2 separate regions of the Homo sapiens genome follow, and region 2 is linked to region 1. A link is a loop called in an ENCODE intact Hi-C map of the cell type or tissue named here. Cell type or tissue: heart left ventricle. All regions are shown on one strand. Each heading gives the region's core, and the rest is flanking DNA. Links, peaks and the distances in the headings are about the cores only.

Region 1 (2,500 bases), core at 1-2,500:
CACTTTATCATTTAGTCCTTCTCTTGGAAGTTGCAAGCCTTCAGTGGACTACAGAGTTCCAAGATAATTACTTTAGACAGATTCTGCCAGTGCAGTTGTTGTCTAAGTTGGGAGACAGATTCCTGGTGGTTCCTACTTTGTCATCTTTCTTGAATCCCTCTGTGATTTCTTATGGCAGAAATTATGTTAATAGTAAACTCAACATAAGTGATATAGTTTTTTGGTTCCTAATAAATCAGATTTTTGTTTTTTGTGTTTAGAATGGCAGCCCAAGATAACTATGCTGGTGGTTCTATGGCTTATGGTGCTACATATACCCATAGTGATATAATATGTCTAAAAAGGTATGATTATTGGTATTAGGAATAAAAGCTTCATTAGCCAAATATTTTAAAGCTTTTTTTTTTTCTTTTTTGCAGGGCAGAGGTGGAGAGGGGTTAGATTATTTCATCTGCCCTACAGTTGGCATAATAAAGAGTAAGCCCTTAGTTTTGGGAATGTATGCAGTAAGCTAGGCATCCTTGCGTCGGCTGTCATAGAAGTCCCTGTCCTCTTAGTCTTCAGTAAACATTAGGATATACCAGGACTTATATTCTGTACCACAGAGTTCAGCATTCAATTAAATATGGTCTTATATCATAGTCTAAATAATTTGTTAATAATTATAAGGTTTTGAGGGGCAGTTGTTATGCCTCTTGTTTGTACACACAGTGCCTAGTAGGTATTCAGTAAACACTTGTTGATTAGGTTATCATGTATAAGCAATAATTTTTTTGTGGAATAATGAAGGTCTTGAAACTTGAGTAGACATTAGACTGAAAGTATGCACAACTTCCTGTAAATTATGTGTAAATTTGTAGATTTGAACTTTGACTTGCATACTAAGGATTCTTTTACTGATTTCAGAGTGGTAGTGCTGATATTTCCTAACATTTACTGAGTACTCTCTCTGTGCCTGGCATCGATCTAAACAATTTATGTACATTAACTCATTTAATACTACATTATGAAGTATTCTTTAAATCCATATGGTATATGAGGAAACTAAGATATAAACAAGTTAAACTTTTTCTTAAATACACAGAGTTAATAAGTGATAGAGCCAGGATTCAAACCCAGAAAAAAACAGCTAAAAGCCTACATCCTTAACTTCTATGTTATACTGCCTCCCAGTGTTACATATATGACGTTTCCAATTTTTATTGGACTTAAGGGCCTAAATTCATCAAACCTCCCTCCTCTAAACACATACACGTGTGCACGCATGCACAGACACACACACACACACACACACACACAGACACACACACACCTATTTTAATCTTTTGTTATTAGATACAGTTATTAGACCATCTTGGGATCATGGCGTTTTCTGTAACTTAAACTACCTACCTTTAGGTGAATTGAGTTAGAATTGAGTATTTGACACAAATATTACTTCTATTCCAGATTATGAACATTTCAAAACTCTATTTCATAAGTAATAAACATGATTTTGGCAATATTCCAAACACTGCTGTTGTTGGAAGTGTTAGGTTAGATAGAATTCTGAGTACTTTATTAAGTTAAATAGACACTGACAAAGGAATATTTTTATAAAGATCTGATAAGCCTTCTGGTCTGTATAAACCCTGTCTGTCCTACAAGTGTACAAATGTAGAAGATAGCAAAATCTGAGAAATATTATAGTCAATTAGTCACTCCTAAAATGTAGCGTTTTTACTTTGTCCATAGTGTTTATTGCAAAACAGCATAGGAATAATGGAGTCTTAAGAGTAAAGCTCAGTTGCCAAATAGGAAAGCTTATACTAAAATGGATTCCAATTTCTTAGTGAAAATCAAAACTTGATTGCATAGAAAGTATAAGAATTTCATGTTCATGCACATCCCTGATCCATAAATCAGGACTTTTAATATAGATTTCATATCTTCAGCCAGAGTGAGCTTGCTTGCTTGCCTTTTTTTTTTTTTTTTTTTTTTTTTTTTGAGACCTAATCTTGCTCTTGTCACCCAGGCTGGAGTGCAGTGGCGTGATCTCGGCTCACTGCAACCTCCGCCTCCCAGGTTCAAGCGATTTTCCTGCCTCAGCCTCCTGAGTAGCTGGGATTACAGGCGCCCACCACCACACTCAGCTAATTTTTGTGCTTTTAGTAGAGATAGGGTTTCGCCATGTTGGCCAGGCTGGTCTCGACCTCCTGACCTCAGATGATCCACCTGCCTCGGCCTCCCAAAGTGCTGGAATTACAGGCGTGAGCCACCATGCCCAGCCAAGAGTGAGCTTTCTAATTAGTATATTCTTGAGTCGGATGTTAGTAGGGAAAAATGTGTATGTGTATAAAATATATATAATTATTGCCTAACTAAATCAAGGATGATTTATTGTTTAAATGCAATTTGAGTCAGTAGACCATGTGTAAGAGAGACATTTTTGCTAAGTCTCTAAGATTATGGGGAATATTTGTTACAGCCCCAGGCCTAGTAGATTATCCTGACTAACTAA
Region 2 (17,000 bases), core at 5,868-8,367, 150 kb before region 1:
CCACCCCTTGGGGGCTGTCCTTGGGGGAGGCCTAAAAGGGTCCTCTATAAACAGCTTAAACACATCTTTCTGAGCCCCCTCCAATGGGTGCTGAAGAGGAAGTTTCCCCCAGGAGACTCCACAATCAGGGGCATTTATAAAGGGATTATGCTGCCATTCACAAATTATGTTTTTACCAAACGGAATGAAGAAAATGAAGATCATGAAATAACCAGCTTTCCTGAGGTCCCTGCTGCAGGCCTAGAACCTGACTTGGCAAGATCCCCTTTGAGACCCATTATTTTTATGTCCAGCTGATATCAAACTTGAGTTTCTCAGCTCCCACTCCACATGCTCCTATTTTATTGCTATGTTGCTGTCAATGCCCCCCATTTCCAACCCCAGCCATTGTCTGAACTGGCACCTGCCCTTTCCTTCAAAATCCAGCTCAAGACTCTCTCCCTGTAGGAGTGTTCCTGACCCTAACTGAACCCTAATGACCCCATCACTAAACAGTCTGTTTACATCATACTTCCAAACACACACGTGTGTGTGGATTAGTAAATGTCTAGAATCTTTATACTTGCCTTTGTACAATCTTCTTGCCCAAACTAAGTTCCTGAGGGAAGTTGCGGGCAGTTCCTCTATATATCTCCTAATGAGAATCCATGATTTGGTACATAGTGAAAGCTCAAAAATATTGCTGACTTTTTCAATAATCTGTTGCTTTTTAATACACCAATGCAAAAGTGAATGGCTTAAGACAACCATTCTGTCATCTCTCATGAGTCCAAAGGTTGACTGGGATCAGCTGGGTGGTTCTTCTGTTGCACATGATAGCAGCTGGGGCTGCGGTCATCTGGGGACTACTGGGCTGAAGTATCCAGGATAAGTCACTCACTTCGCTGGTGCCTTGAGGGGGTGGATGGAGGCCTGGCTCAGTTGTGAAGCTGGGACAGTTGGACCTCCCTTCCTCCCTGTCTTCCTCTATCCATATATTCTCAAGGTCTCTCCTTCTCCACTTGTTCTATGTGATCTCTCCAGCACAGAGAGACCACACTTCTTACATAGTGACTTGAGGATCCCCAAAGCACAAAAGTATAAGATTTGAGGATTTTTAAAACTTAGACCACAAACAGCTTAGTGTCACTTCCAACACACTTTATTGGTTAAAGCAAGTCACAGGCCAGCTCAGATTCAGTGTGGGAGGGGATCACACAAGGGTGATGTGATTCACTAGGGGAGGTCTGATTTGCTAGGGAACATCTTGGGATACTAGCTACCCCTTGACTGAATGCCCAGTAGCATTTATGGAGGCCAGGGTCTGGTTGTCATTAGTGACGAGATTACTATAAAAAACCTCAGCTGTCTCTTCCTCAGACTATTTTCATCAAGAATAAAAAGAACACACACACACACACACACACACACACACACACACACACACACACACACACTCACACTCACACATACTCATACCACCTGGAAAACCACCATTCCAACCTGTAAAAAATATAAAAAAATCTCTAAGAGGGTGAAAATGTGCATATTATGAAGGAAAGATTAAACACCATCACTATTAGCTGTCCATTTTAAAAAGATGTCTTAAATACATTTTTTCATTTGATCTTGATTCCCATCCCCATTTTAGAGATGAAGAAACTGAGGCTCAGAGATAATAAGTAATTTACCCAAAAGGGTGGAGCTAGGTCTGAATAACCCCAAGACTTGTCCCTGATGCCAGAAAGAATTATTAGAATATGAATTAGTGTGGTGGCTCATACCTATAATCCCAGAACTTTGGGAGGCCAAGGTGGGAGGATCACTTGAGCCCAGGAGTTTGAGACCAGCCTGGGAAACATACCAAGACCCCATCTCTACAAAAAAAAATTTTTTAAAGAATAGGAATTATGCCTATCAATGATAGACTGGATAAAGAAAATGTGGCAGATATGCACCATGGAATACTATGCAGCCATTAAAAAGGATGAGTTCATGTCCTTTGCAGGGACATGGATGAAGCTGGAAACCATCTTTCTCAGCAAATTAACACAAGAACAGAAAACCAAACACCACATGTTCTCACTCATAAGTGGGAGCTGAACAATGAGAACACATGGACACAGGGAAGGGAACATCACACACTGGGGCCTGTCTTGGGGTTGGGGGGCTAGGGGAGGGATAGCATCAGTTGAAATATCTAGTGTAGATGATGGGTTGATGGGTGCAGCAAACCACCATGGCACTTGTATACCTATGTAACAAACCTGCACATTCTGCACATGTACCCCAGAACTTAAAGTTTAATTTTTTTTAAAAAAGTGCAACAAAAAAATAAGAGTTAGTGTTTTTGGTCTAAAGAAACTGAGATCCTGAAAGGTGAAATAGTCCAGGGTCCCTCAGCCAGGATCCTGATTCCCCTTTAGAAGAGAACAGATGCAAAAAAAAGCACAGGGCCTGATTCGTAGTAGATGTTCAGTAAACACAAGCCCCCATCTCTTCTCCAAATGAGATTTCTTCTACAGCTCACTGTCATTGGTCCAAAGAATGCAGCCGCTACACTGTGTTATTGGCAGGATTGTGGGCATGACTGATTTCCTTTCTGATTGGGTAGGAAGGCTGAAGGGCGAGTTTGGAAGGGCTCTGTTCCCTTCATCTCACTCCTTTCCCCACTCGCATTTCACCCAACAGTCGTCTGATTTTTGAGCAATCTGTTCCTGGAAAGCAGAGGAAAGTAACAGATTGATGCATCGACTGCGTGTGGCCAAGTGATTTATTTTTAATGTGACTAAACAAGACACACACCTGCCTATGGAAACGTAATCACATTGAATCATCAGGGACTTAGATAGCCATTTAAGCAAGGGAAAGACAGAGAGGAGACAGAGGAGAGGAGGAAGAGGAGGGAGAGAAAGAAAAGGGAGGCAGGGGAGCAGAGACAGAAGAGGAGAGATAAGAAGGGACTGGAAGAGAGGGAAGGGAAGGGAAGGGAAGAGAAGACTGGGCCAGCTCCCTAAAAATGTTTATTTCAGCAGCATCAGTGAAGCACCCTCAATTGGCCCAAATGCCTGTGGTTTAGCTTTGCTGATGCCTGAAATTTCATAATTAGACTTTCGTCCCTGTGATTTAACCAAACACAGTATGTTCTCCACTAAAGTGTAAATGCAACAGAAGTAGTGCATCAAACTACATCAATCATTTTCACCTCAGTGAGAAAGAACTGATATCTTTTATGAAAGCAGGAGTTTTTCTATGGGGGGGTTGTATTAGTCCATTTTGCATTGCTATAAAGGAATACCTGAGACTGGGTAGTTTATAAAGAAAAGAGGTTTATTTGGCTCATGGTTCTGCAGGCTGGATAGCATGACACTGGCATCTGCTCGGCTTCTGGTGAGGCCTCAGGAAGCTTTTACTCATGGCAGAAGGCAAAGGGGGAGTAGGCAGGTCACATGGCAGGAGAGGGAGCAAGAGAGGGAGGAAGAGGTGCCAGGCTCTTTTATACAATCAGATCTCACTCTAACTAATAGAGCAAAAACTCACTCATTACCACAGGGAGGGCACCAAGCCATTTATGAGGGACCCACTCCCGTGACCTAACACTTCTCACCAGCCCCCGCCTCCAACACTGGGATCACACTTCAACATGAGATTTGGAGGGGAGAAATATCCACACTATATCGGGGGCATTAAAACAAAGTTTATGGGAGTCACCAGTGAAGGCACAGAAAGGAACCTTGGGGGCTCTAGGGACTTTCTCCTTCATGGCTTTTCTTAATGATAACACCTACCTTTACGAGCATTTGTTATGTTCCAGGCACTATGGATGCGAGCCATTACATGTACTATTTCATTCCATCTTCCCAATGGCCCTGGAATTTTGCGCTGGTGTTCTCATCACTCTCCAGGTGAGGGAACTGAAGCCCAGCCTGTCGTCATCTGTCTCAGCACTCTGAAAGGAAGATCCAGTTACAGCAGAGTTTCTCGTGGAATGCCCAGCCTCACCAATAGTATCTTGCTTGCAGAAGGCACTCAGTAAGTATGTGCCAACAGAGTGAAGTGGCAGGGATGGGACATGAATGTAGACAGTCTAACTCCAGAGCCTGTACCCTTAGCATTTGCCACAACTTTCTCCCAGATAGTCCACTCCGTTCTCCCTGCTTCTCACCCGAATAGCATACGAAATTCATGAACCACTGACTTTGGGAGGCTAAATGTCCTCCATCACAGCTCCCTTCTCAATCTCCCTGGGTCAGTACCAGGAATTAGCCAGCCAGACTGTTCCACTCTGTACTGCTAGTTTTCTATGTCCAGATACCTTTTCCCAGTTAGTCTGTAATGCCTTTGAGGGAAGGCACAGCATCCATGCAGAGTCTATGGGGGGATGTATGAGTCCTTTTGAAATTGCAGTTTCTTTCTCAAAAGCAAGATTATATCTTTGTGTTTTCTATTAATATGATTGTGGTAGGTTTTTTTCTTGAATTTTATATCAATATCCTTCACCCTGCCCCTAGCAATAGCACGTGAAGGAGATTATGAAGTCATAAGTTAGGGGGGCATCAGATTGATAGCTTTTTGAAGATTGATAATATCTAGTGTGGGCAAGGATGGAGGAAATGGATACTCATACATTGTTGGGGAGGCTTTCGAGGAGGCAAATCATCAGTAAGTAACAGTGGCTGAAACAAGATAAAAGCTTTATTTTATTTTTTTCTCATACAAAAGTCTAAGCTAGTAGAAAGTCCTGGAAAGAAGGCTGGCTCGGCTCCACAAGGTTATACAAGGACACAGGTTCTTTCTGTACATTGTACCACCATCCCCAGGGGTGTTACCTGCATCACCTGCTGGAAGCTGACTCCCACTACCACATCTGTTCTCTGAATAGATTTCTCCCTGGGGAAAGCAGAAGTACAACAAACAGCGTATTTTAAGGACCTGATTCAGAAATTGCACACAATGCTTCTCATCAGTCATAACTTAGTTACACGTCCCCATGTAGTAGCAAGGGGGGTGGAAAATATATTCTCAACTCATACCCACCTGAAACTCAGGAGATTCATTGCTAAAAGGAAGAAAAGAGAAAATGGATAGTAGGGGGACAGTGAACAGTTTCTAATACAAACAGGAGGAATTATCAAAGTTAAAAGTGCATATATTGCTAGACCCAGCAATTCCAGTTCTAGAAATGTATTCTAAGGAAATAGTCACACAACTACACAAAGATTATGTATAAGGGTAATACTAGTGGTTTTAAAATATGTTCACAAATTCTTTGATACCCTTCCCTTCACAAAAGGGCTACACTTAATGACTTACTCCTAATGAATAGAATGTGGCCAAAGTGACAATGTGTGACTTCGGAGGCTAGGTCATAAAAGGCCCTATGCTTCTACTTTGCTCTCTCGAATGACTGGCTATGATGGAAACAGCCACCATGTTGTGAGGACACTCAATTAGCCTTGTGGAGAGACCCACATGGGTGAGAAACTAAGGGCTGCCACCAACAGCCCACATCCACTTGCCAGCTCTGAGAGCAAATAGATCCTGCAGGCCTAGTCAAGCCTCATTTGACTGACGCCTCAGTCAACATCTTGACTGCAAGCCCATGCAAAACACTGAGCCAGAAACCACCCACCCAAGAAGCTGTGAATTCCTGACTGGCAAAAAATGTGAGTGATTATAAATATTTATTATACTTTTAAGCCACTACTTTTTGGAGTATTGTGTTAGGCAGCAGTAAATAACTAATACAATAATCATTGCTTCCTGTTTGTAATGACAAAAAAGAGAAAGAAAATAAAAAATTTAAAAAAAGAAACACCAGAAATGTAAATAATGGGAGGTTAAATAATCCATGAGAAATCCACAGTTTGGAATTTGCAGCTATTAGAAAGAGAGCTATGGCGTAAAAGACCTGTATGTTCTGTCATTGACAGCTCCTTAAGACATATTAGTACATGAAAATGACAATCTGAAGAACACTTACTGTATGGTCTCCATGACATAAAACTGCAAAAAAGTTATGTGTGCATGTACATATGTGCATATATGCAATAATGTTATATTTGTGTATATCCGAATGTGTACTTTCACATACTTGTAAATGCGTGGAATAGGAGTGAATGTCGCATACCAAATGGCAGGCAGTGGTTTTACCAGGGTGGAGGAAAGTGGAATGGGGGTGGCGAGTTGCAATATGGTGTTCACATTTTACTTTGTAATCTCCTGCATTGTTTCAACTTCTTACAATGAAAATGCATTTGCATATTCCCTGTGTGATAAAACAAAGAAAATCATAAAAAGAGAGAGAGGCAGGCAGATAGCAGAGATGGAAGGAAGAGGAGATAAATAGAAACAGCATTTTACCCACTGAGTCGTGACTACAAGCATCTTATTTTACCTGTTTGTTTTTCCTTAACATCCCAACATAGAAAACACACACTTTGTTTTAAAGTAACAGCGAGGAACCGCCTCGCTGTGGTCTTTCGCTTGCTTGGCATTGCCCCTAGGGTGCTCGGAGATGGGCTGTGGAGGGGGACGTTGGGAACTGCCCGACCCCATTCTCGCCTTTTCCCGCTGGATGTGCAGCTTTCGGAACGTGCAGGGGCGGGAGTGTCTACAACCTAAGAAAAGGGCCGCGGTGGGGAGCCCGGAGCAGGGCTGGGTGCAGGGAGCGCTCTCGCTGCCCGGGGCGCTCTGCGCTGCGCGCCCAGTGGGGACAGCACGCCGCCCCGGGAGTCTCCAGGCGCGGGAGGTCCCAGCAGATTTTGCATAAAGGGAGGAATCGAGTCCAGAGAACAAACAAGATACTGGAGGTGGTGGCACGGAGAGGATTGATTCGGTTTGCAACCCTACGAGGTCGTGGCCGCTCGGGGCAGGAAAGCAGGCTCCTGTCTCTCCAGGATCCAGCCTCCCGATCACCGCGCTAGTCCTCGCCCTGCCTGGGCTTCCCCAGAGACGGGAGCTTGGGTGGGGGACCCTGGACCCGAAGCCAAGGCTGAACTGGTGTGCCAAGCCCAGGGAGCAACCAAGTCCCCAACTCTTTCCCTGCCCTTCCCGCAGGCTGAGCAGAAAACCAGGAAATGGATGGACTCCACCTCCGCAGCCACGCCTGCCCGTTTGCGCTTACTGAACAGAGGTCCTCAGGAACGTGGTGAGACAAAGAGAAAGGAGGGCGTTTTCGCCACCCTCTTGCTAATGCTTCAATAACTCCCCATTGCCCTAATGAGCTCACCATCAGAGCCTGATTAAGACCTTTGGAGGCCCTAAAATTATAAGACCCACTATCTCCATCAATGTAATTAAAAAAAAAACAACTTTAAATGGAACTTTACCAAAAAGCCGATTTTCCTCTGTGAAATTATTTTAATAGCAACGACAAGCCCTTGCCTTGCAGCACACTGGCCTGCCCAACAGAAGATCCAGTAAGGTTTGCAAAACCAGTTGGGATCTCCTCACCTTGCCTCTCTCCTCTTCCTGCACCGGCCGGCTAACCTGTTTCCAGTTCCTCCGAGGCTCAGTCCTTCCCTGAGTTTCCCATTGCCCTCCAGAGCCAGCATATATTTCCACTTCCCTAGCTTTCAGTCCAGGCTGTGTTAGATGCCTTCAGTGCTTTCTCCATCACAGGACTTAGCACACAGAGTAGGAGAATATTCCCGTTTCTTCCCTGTCACCCTCTCTGTGCTGAGGGCTCAGAAGGCAGAGACACCTTTTCTGTTTTGCTTACAGGTATGGTCCCAGAACCTAGCATGTGGACTGACACACCCTTTGCTCAAAAAAATACATCAATATTTGAAATTAACCATTTATCCATAGCAAAACACATAGCACAGAATAAAAATGCATAGTCCATTCTGGCCTATGCAGTTTCAGCTTCTCAGCATTTATTGAGCACCTCCAAATGTGCTAGACAGGTAATACTCAATACACATTAGTTCCCTCCATGCTAAAATAGACTTTGCGTCCACGTAACTTTGCTGGAAACTTGAGGGAAACCAATTATCCTGCCCTTTCCCTGGGTGTCTGATCGGCATGTCCGTTATAGCCATAGAAATATCACTAACAGGCAATGCCAGCAGGATTAGATCTGCCAAGTGTTTAAAGTTTAGCAAGAAAGCTTTTTGCAAATGTCAACACTACCACTCTGTTTCCTGCAAACCAGCATTCTAATCAGCAGGGCTGCCTTTTCCAGCTCATTGAGCAATGACATAAAAAAATCCCAGCATAATCATTTCTCTAGGAGAAAAATACCGAAAGTCAGAGAGGATGCAATAACAATCATAGCTACCTACTATGTGCAGGTGTCATGCTTACTGCTTTAGTTATGCTTCCTCCAATCCTCACAACAAAACTGACAAATGGGGAAACTGAGGCTTACAGAAGTCACACATCTCCAACTAAGGCCTGAACTTGAGTTTTTTCCATAGCACTCTACTACCTCTGGGGGGGAAAAAAAAACTACTATTGTGCCCAGTTAGGATACAATGTATTAGAGTGGTAGGGACTTCAGGGGCTGGTTGTAGGAAAAGAGAATGACAATGCTTCTCACGCCAGGGTTTTCTGGGGTTTTCATCTTCTTGTTTTCCTCTCCTTCTCCCCTCAGAGGCCAGGTGTAGTGACATAATGATTTTGGAAATTTTTGAGCTGAAAAAGGAAAACATTTTCTTCTTTTCTTAAAAGGGGAACTGTTGGAGTGTTTGCATTTTGGGTTCCTGGCATAGCAGCTGGTAGGCTTGATGGGATTTCAAAATGAAGTTACTAATGGAAATTATACACTGAGGACATTCCAAAGAAACTGCTAAGAGAGAATGGCTTGTGCTAGGTGAGTGGAAGTGTTGCATCAGGTTATCACAGCTGGGTATTGAGGCCAGGCCCAGCTGAAATGTTACAGCAGGGGTCACCTCTCAGACTTGGCTCTGTACAGGAAACACATCCAAGGAGGAGCTACATCCAAGGCAAAGGTATAAAGCCAGACGCAGAAGACACAGTACCTGGGTTAGCTGCCCATCTGTCCCTGGGTGTAGGCTAAAGACATTTAATCTTGGACACAGGCAAGCAGCTGCATACAAGATCCTGATTCCTGATTCCTGAGCAGGAGTGGGCAGCAAGTTGTTAATTCTGACCTCCAACCATCCCTGAGGCAGTGTAGCCCTCCATTCTCAACCCTGGCTGCCCACTAGCATCATCTGGTGAGCTTTGAAATACAGATGCAGGACTCATCCCAGATGGGTGAAATCAGAAGTGATGGGAAAGGGATCCAGTGTCACATATCTTCACAGCTCTCCATGTGATTCTAGCTTGCAGCCAAAGTTCAAAAGTTCTGACACAGCCTAGGTGATCACAAGAATTACTGGAGCACTCCCTAGAATAGTTTTGCCCCAGCCTCTCTGCTGTAGATCTTAATTCAGTGGAGCTGGCAGGGGCCCAAGAATCTGTATTTTGAACAAGCTCCCTGGCAGTTGTTATGATCAGATAAGCCTGGGGACCCACAAGTGTAATAAAATGGTATATTCACATATCATCATTGCAGTCACAGCTTCTGAAATATTATGTTTTTAATTTGTATGTACATCATTGTATCTCAACCATCATTCGATTGTAAGCTCCAAGAGGGAAAGGACCTTGTCTCATTCACTGGGATGTTCTCAGTATGGAAAAGAATGCAAGCAAGTGGTGGGGATTCTGCAGATATTTGTTGAATAAATAAATGAATTTCTGTTTTGTATTTGTCACTTCCGCTTTGTGAACCAAGTTAAGAGTGAGATTGAGGGCCGGGCGCAGTGGCTCAAGCCTGTAATCCCAGCACTTTGGGAGGCCGAGGCGGGTGGATCATGAGGTCAGGAGATCGAGACCATCCTGGCTAACACGGTGAAACCCTGTCTCTACTAAAAAATACAAAAAATTAGCCGGGCGCGGTGGCGGGCGCCTGTAGTCCCAGCTATTCGGGAGGCTGAGGCAGGAGAATGGCGTGAACCAGGGAGGCGGAGCTTGCAGTGAGCCGAGATTGCGCCACTGCACTCCAGCCTGGGGGACAGAGTGAGACTCTGTCTCAAAAAAAAAAAAAAAAAGAGTGAGATTGAAACTTTGAAAGAAAATACAAATGTATACAATAATTTTATTTCACTTTTATAGATCTAAAGTCCTGCTTTTAAAAACACAAAGATTTCTTCTATATGGAACTTGATTGCCTTCATTCAGTCATTGAGAGTCTTCAGGAGATCTGAAGACCCAGAGCAAACCAGAAATGTTGACGGGGAAAAATGTGCAGAAATGTCTGAGAGTAAACCCCCTGTCCTTAAACAAATTTTTCTTCTGAAATTTTCTGCTTCATTGTAAGTTTTATGTCACCAGTTAAGTAGGGCCTAGGCAGAAAAAGATACAAAGTATTTTCAGAAAAGTTGATGAAACTGCATCCATTTATTCATGCACATTCAGAAAATGTTTATCGTGGAACTACCATTTTTCCAGTAAGTGCCAGTGGGAGCCCAATGAAAAATAACACACAGTCCTGCCCTCAACGACTAGCTTTCCCAGCAAGTGGAAAGCTAGCTATGGAACTAGGCAGTTACAGTACAGTGTGATAACACCGGTCATCAAACCCAAGATGCCTTCTGTTGTAAGATGCATCATTGGCCAGGCGCAGTGGCTCACGCCTGTAATCCCAAAACTTTGGGAGGCCAAGGCGGGTGGATCACGAGGTCAGGAGATCGAGACCATCCTGGCTAACACAGTGAAACCCCGTCTGTACTAAAAATACAAAAAATTAGCCGGGCGTGGTGGCGGGCACCTGTAGTCCTGGTTACTCTGGAGGCTGAGGCAGGAGAATGGCGTGAACCCAGGAGGCAGAGGTTGCAGTGAGCTGAGATCGCGCCACTGCACTCCAGCCTGGGCAACAGAGCGAGACTCTGTCTCAAAAAAAAAAAAAAAAAAGATGCATCATTAATTTATGCACCACTAAGAAAAATGCTGCCAATTGAACCGTGACGTGTTGTGGATTTTATCAAGATCTGTTCTAATTTCAGAGATGTGAAAATGTAACGGGGTGGTAGGGAGGTGAGGAATGTGCATTTTATTTTATTTATTTATTTTGAGAGACAGGGTCTGTCTTTGTCACTCACACAGGCTGGAGTGTAGTGGTGCAATCTCAGCTCACTGCGGCCTCAACCTCGTGGGCTCAAGTGATCCTCCCACCTCCTGAGTAGATGGGACTATAGGCATGAGCCACCATGCCCGGATTTTTTTTTTTAACTTTTTTTTTTGTTGTTGTTGAGACAAGGTCTCATTCTGTTGCTGCCCAGGCTGGAGTGCAGTGGCTCGATCTCAGCTCACTGCAACCTTTGCCTGCCAGGCTCAGGCAATCCTCTTATCTCAACCTCCCTAGTAGCTGGGACTACAGGTACATGCCACCACGCCCAGCTAATTTTTTTTTTTTTTTTTTTGGTAGAGACAGGGTTTCGCCATGTTGCCCGGGCTGGCCTCAAACTCCTGAGCTCAAGCGATCCACCTGCCTCAGCCTCCCAAAGTGCTAGGATTACAGACATAAGCCACTGCACTCAACCATAATTTTTTTTAAACTTTTTGTAAAGACGATGTCTCACTATGTTGCCCAGGCTAGTCTCGAACTCTTGGGCTCATGCAGTCCTCCCACTCTGACCTACCAAAATGCTGCAATTACAGGCATGAGCTACTGCGCCTGGCCAGAACATGCATTTTAGAACTGATTAAATAAGTAAGGTAAATCAGACACGAAGGATATACAGAATAAGCCAAAGAGTAGGGTGTAGGGTGTAGGGAGACTTGGAAGAAGGAAAGTACTGTGAAGAGGGGACAGCTTGTGCTGAGAGGTCTGGAGGGAAGAGGGTGGCTGCTTATAGCTCAGTAAGACTGCAGTTAGAGCCTGTGGGCTGGAAGGTGACAGATGAGGCTGGAGATGGAAACAAGGGCCAGATCATGGCCTGCCTCATAAGTAGATGGCCTTAGTCCCAGTTTACATCTGTAGTGCATCTTTTTGATCTTAAGTGCCCTGTTGGACAATAAATTATATGATCACCCTACTAATAAGCCATTTTTAGATATGTGCTTTTTATCTTAAGAGAAATGAGAACAATGGAAGGGTTTTAAACAGACAGTAACAAAATCAGATTGTGAAAGTGTGTGTGTGTTGGAGGCAGGGTGTGTATTGCTTAATTTGAATGTTTTTGATGAGCTAATATGTTCATACAAGTCAAAACTTTAAAAAACACAAAAGTGAAAAATCTCCCTTCCACCCTGGCCCTCCTTCCACCCCTTCCACCCTACCTCACGGCCAACCCAATTTTCTTCCCTAAAAGCAACTGATACTATCAATTTCTTGTGTGCCCTTTCAGAATTTTGTTTTCCTTTTCTTTGAGATGGAGTCTCACTCTGTTTCCTAAGCTGGAGTACAGTGGCGCGATTTCGGCTCACTGCAACCTCCACCTCCCAGATTCAAGTCATTTTCCTGCCTCAGCCTCCCCGTAGCTGGGACTACAGGTGTGTGTCAGCGCGCCAGCTAATTTTTGTATTTTTAATAGAGACGGGGTTTCACCATGTTGGCCAGGCTGGTCTTGAACTCCTGACTTCTAGCGATCCGCCTGCCTCGGCCTCCCAAAGTGCTGGGAATACAGGCGTGAGCCACCATGCCCGGCCCCTTTCAGACATATTTAATGCATATAAAATTAATTCTTCTTTGCCTTTCAAATGTACCTATTGTTTTCTAATTCTTTATTTTCATTTAGTTTGCCTCCTTTTCTTATTCCTCTCACTATCTCTCATTGAGTTTCCACAGTATGTGTTCCCCTTTTACTGCTTCAGATTTGAGGCTTCATTTTTTAAGAGTGAAGGTTGGATAGTTTTCTTTTTTTCTTTCACTTCTTCCCCAAGCTCTGGCAGCTCAGGATTCATTTCCTCCCACTGTTTCATTACCTCTTCCCTCATCTCTCATGTGCGTGTTTTCTTTGTGGGGGAAATTACTTTGCTATGTTTTCTTAATTTTCTCGTTAAAATTGTCATCTGCTCCATGACAATGTTTTTTGATGAATCTTCTTTACCTGCTGTTTGCTGTTTGCTTTTTCTTTTTTCCTCCTTTGTTTCTTGTCAAAACTTTGTATATATTACTCATTATTGAAGAAGGTAATGTTTTTTCTTCCCCGTGGACCTCAGGTGTGAGAGAGGCCAAGATTGTCTTCCAGGTTGGCTAAATTTTCCTTATGACCCAGGGTTGATGTAAATTCACTGAGCCTTGAATTCTTTCCAACCAATGGCAAAGATTCCCCGAGGCAAAGTCTCTCCTCCCCTGTTGCCACAGAAACAGACCATTTCCTACAACTATGGCTTGTCTGAGTCCTGAGCCAGCAGAGCTCAGGCCACAGCACCTGCACCCGTTTTCTGCTGCTGCACACAAGGGCTCTGTGCATTCCGCATCCAGGTGTGCCCCTCCTCTTCTGGAGGATTCTTTTTCAGGCTGTCCCAGAGACTTTGCAGCACAGCATCCTTGCTCTATTTCTTCCTGCAACATCTCTGCTGAAGCTCTATTGCTTTTGGCAACTCTTCCGTCTATTTTGTGGTTTAGGTGTCTCCTACTTTTACTAAAAATGGAATTTGTGTTTTTATCGCTCAAGTCCTTTTTGCTTTTGGATTACTTCCAGAAAATGAAGGGAGGGTTACTAACTTTATGCCATCTTCAAACCAGAAGATCTTAGATTAGTAAGATCATGTTGGCCATGGCATGGAGAATGGGCTGGAGGTGGAGAGACTGGAGGTTGGAAGTCCAGTTAGGAGATTGCTCCTGCGCTGGGGAGTTGGTGTTAGGACAGAAGATCCAAGACGCGTTTCAGAGGTAACTGCTGAATCTTACTGGCTGGTTAGATGTGTGTTTGGGAGTGGGGGTGGATCAGGAAGAAACGGGATATTTCAGGGCTGGCTGCTGGAGGCTGCTTGCGATGTAACGTGGAGCTGGGCTTCCTGCCTGTTCTGCAGCTTCCTGCCACATTCCAGGCTGCATCTGTGTGGCTGGGCCCTCTGGGAAGGTCATAGGGAGTCCTAATGGGACAATGAGCTTCCCAGCCGTTCCCTTGAAGGTCCCTTGCAGATATCTGGATGAAACTCTTGGCTGGTGGAAACTTTCAAGAAGGCCTGAGGCAGTCAGAAGCCAAGTTGTGGTTTCAAAATTACCGGCCTATTCTCCAAGTCTCCCTGATGATGAGATCTCAAGATAAAAACAAGAAAACTGGGCGCAAAATGCTCTGTGGAACTGTTGATATCCCAGGGTTTCCTGCCAAGTCCTGGCTAAGGAACACAGGGAGGGAAAGGGGACCTAACAGAGGTCATAGAACCCACTCTCTGCCTCCATAGAGGCTTTCCAGGTCATCCAAACTACGAAAATTGAACAGAGAGCTTTCTCTCTCAGATTCTCCAGAGGGGGGAGACTCAGATTCTTTTCTTTAATCAGTCTGTAATAAGTCCTGAGTACTGGCTTTTTCCCCCCCTTAATGTACAACCAGGGTTGAGAACTGAGGGCTACACAATCTCAGAGATGATCAGAATTCAAAGTTAGGAATGTGCTGGCTCCACGTCTGTCCACTCTTGTGCAGTAACACAGCTGCCTGCCTGTGTCCAGGATGAAATGTCTTCAGTTCTGTTCCCTGGGATAGACTGACAGCTGTGGAAACAATGACCCAGATACTGTGTCTCCTCCTAGGATATGTTTCTTGACTCCGCTTATGTGGTTACTGCCAAACCTGGCCTCAGTGCCTTCTACACACAGTTTTGAAAACCAGGGCAATATTTCCAATCATCTAACAGAAGCTGCTCCTTATCAGTGATGTCTTTGGAAAGTTACCAGCAATTACTAAGCTAGCTATTGGGAAATCTTAAGGATTTATTTTAGCAAGAATAATATGAGGTCTTCTGGTCTGTAAGGACCTCTGTTCCTAAAATCACAGAACCACGGCTGTGCTCTACAATGTAATAGTATGAATTCATTTGCAAGCGTGCTCAGATAAGATAGAGTCTTTAGGGAGTTTTAAAAAAACTTGGGGGGCAGTGCTTATGATATTGTGAAAAACAAACACAAAAACTGTAATTTCGTGTACGTTAAAAATATGTGATCAAGTGAAAAGAGACTTCTTACCCTGCCTTCCCCAGGATTCCACACCCACCACTATTTCCTTTCTGAGTGATTACAAGAGTCGGTAACTTGAGTACAATATGCTGTTTTGTCAAGTTAATAAAGGATATCTTGTCATCTGACCTTGGACAGAGAGGATGTAAATGTTCTCTTGGGCTAATAAGGTCAGAGTGTTTGCTCACAGGAAATAGAGTTATGAGTAGAGTAATAGGAGGAATATCAATTTCTTATGTGGGCCAAATATTATTTCTGTAGTTGTATTTTCTTTCCTGGAAAAGATTAGTTTTTAGAGGATGAGATATGTTTTATTTTAGACGAGTGCTTCATTGAGTGAAGCAGCTACAGTTTAAGCAGAAGTCCTCCTTTCCCCACCTCCTGCCTTGCACCTCAGGGAGCCCCTTCTCCCCACACCTTTCTTCTCAGAGATCTCACCTCTTCTCTCCTGAAGCAGTAGCTACTGAGGAGAAAGAGGTGAAAAGCTAGAGAGGCAACAGGAAGAGGGGAGATGGGGAAGAGATCCATGCAGGAGACCTTGTGTGGGTCCGTGGGACTTCATGAGATACCTGCCTCCACCCTCCCATTTCCCCCAATAGGACTCCAATTCTGTGAGGCCTGAAGACAGTCTCCTTTTCTTTTTCTCTTTCTTTCCTTTCCTTTCTTTTCTTTCTTCTTCTTCTTGTTCTTTTTTTTTTTTTGACGGAGTCTCACTTTGTTGCCCAGGCTAGAGTGCAGTGGCACAATCTCGACTCACTGCAACCTCCGCCTCCTGGGTTCAAGCGATTCTCCTGCCTCAGACTCTCAAGTAGCTGGGATTACAGGCACCCACCACCACACCCAGCTAATTTTTGTATTTTTAGTAGAAACAGGGTTTCACCATATTGACCAGGCTGGTCTCAAACTCCTGGCCTCAAGTGATCTGCCCACCTTGGCCTCCCAAAGTGCTGAGATTACAGGTATGAGCTACCACACCTGGCCCACTCTCTTGTTTTCATTCAATGACAAAGTGAAACCTCCCTTAAGGTCTGAGTTACTGCAGAGGAAGGCTTTCCGGCTGCCTCCTTGGTTGGGGTGAGCCAAAGCAGCTCCGTCATTGGCAGCCACTGGGTATGGGAAGCAGCCATCCATTAAGGGACAAGCTACCTGGAGGTAGGGAGGCTGATCTCCTAACGCACCCTCCCTAGAAAACTGCAGAAAGAAGCCTACTGCAGGAGTTGCAAATATATATGCATAGAATAAAGACTAGGAGAAAAATAGTCTAAAATATTAAGCATGCTTCCCTCTGGGTAGCTGAATTGTGGATATCATATTTTCTTGCTTCTTTAAATTGTCAAACTTTCAGTAATAGGAAGTATGAGCTATTTTTATAATCAGGAGGGGAAAAGGTTCCCTGGCCAACTCAGGGAGGACATAAGGCTGGAGGTTTCGGAGTAAGAGGCCAGAGGCAGATTCACAGGGGTGAGGACACAGTGGCAGTGAACATCTCAGACTGGACGGGACCTTGAGAGGTCATCTAGCCCATCCTCCTGCCTTCCGGATGTATCTGAATAAGACCAATATCTGAACCCTCTCCCCCCACCATGTCAGAACTGCTCCTTGCCTTCCTTGCCCTTCCACTCCCAGCAGAATGCCAAAAGAGGTTTGACTTCGTGCTAATTATTCTTACTTCTTTCCTGCTTTCAGTGTTCTGCTAAATAGAAAATAGGGCACTAATGGCTGGATGGAAAATAGGGCATGATCTTCCCACAAAGTCTTTGCTCAACCACCTGCCTATAGCCAGTGTCCTCTTGGAAAGCCCAGTCATCCAAGGAAAGAGAAGTCAAGCTGAGTCCCAGGGAGGGGGAGACCTTGGGGAAGAGGACCTCAGGGAAGAGGAAGAACA

What was found. A loop is a pair of places that touch in the nucleus more often than their neighbours do. Peaks named below come from ENCODE experiments on the same cell type or tissue, not always from the same donor. Only the 100,000 strongest peaks of a DNase experiment are listed, where the experiment ranks them.
Region 2: a loop joins it to region 1, with 4 times the contacts of the local background. A loop is called at or near these places in 13 of 110 quality-filtered maps.

Annotation. Positions count from the first base shown.
Region 1 is chr15:69,224,776-69,227,275 of GRCh38, forward strand. All of the region lies in intron 2 of GLCE (glucuronic acid epimerase), which reads left to right. Among named protein-coding and RNA genes, the nearest start is that of GLCE, 65 kb to the left of the region's middle. In heart left ventricle, for the core only: a CTCF peak has its summit at 1,158; no DNase peak of the experiment used is centred there.
Region 2 is chr15:69,067,546-69,084,545 of GRCh38, forward strand. LOC124903515 (a long non-coding RNA gene) reads right to left here and starts at 6,674. Exons shown (of 2, transcript XR_007064692.1): 1 at 3,768-6,674; 2 at 1,124-2,696. It overlaps EWSAT1 (Ewing sarcoma associated transcript 1), which reads left to right and starts at 13,305. Exons shown (of 4, transcript NR_026949.1): 1 at 13,305-13,831. In heart left ventricle, for the core only: no CTCF peak of the experiment used is centred there; DNase peaks (open chromatin) are centred at 6,669 and 7,006; H3K4me3 peaks cover 1,410 bases; H3K27ac peaks cover 1,056 bases.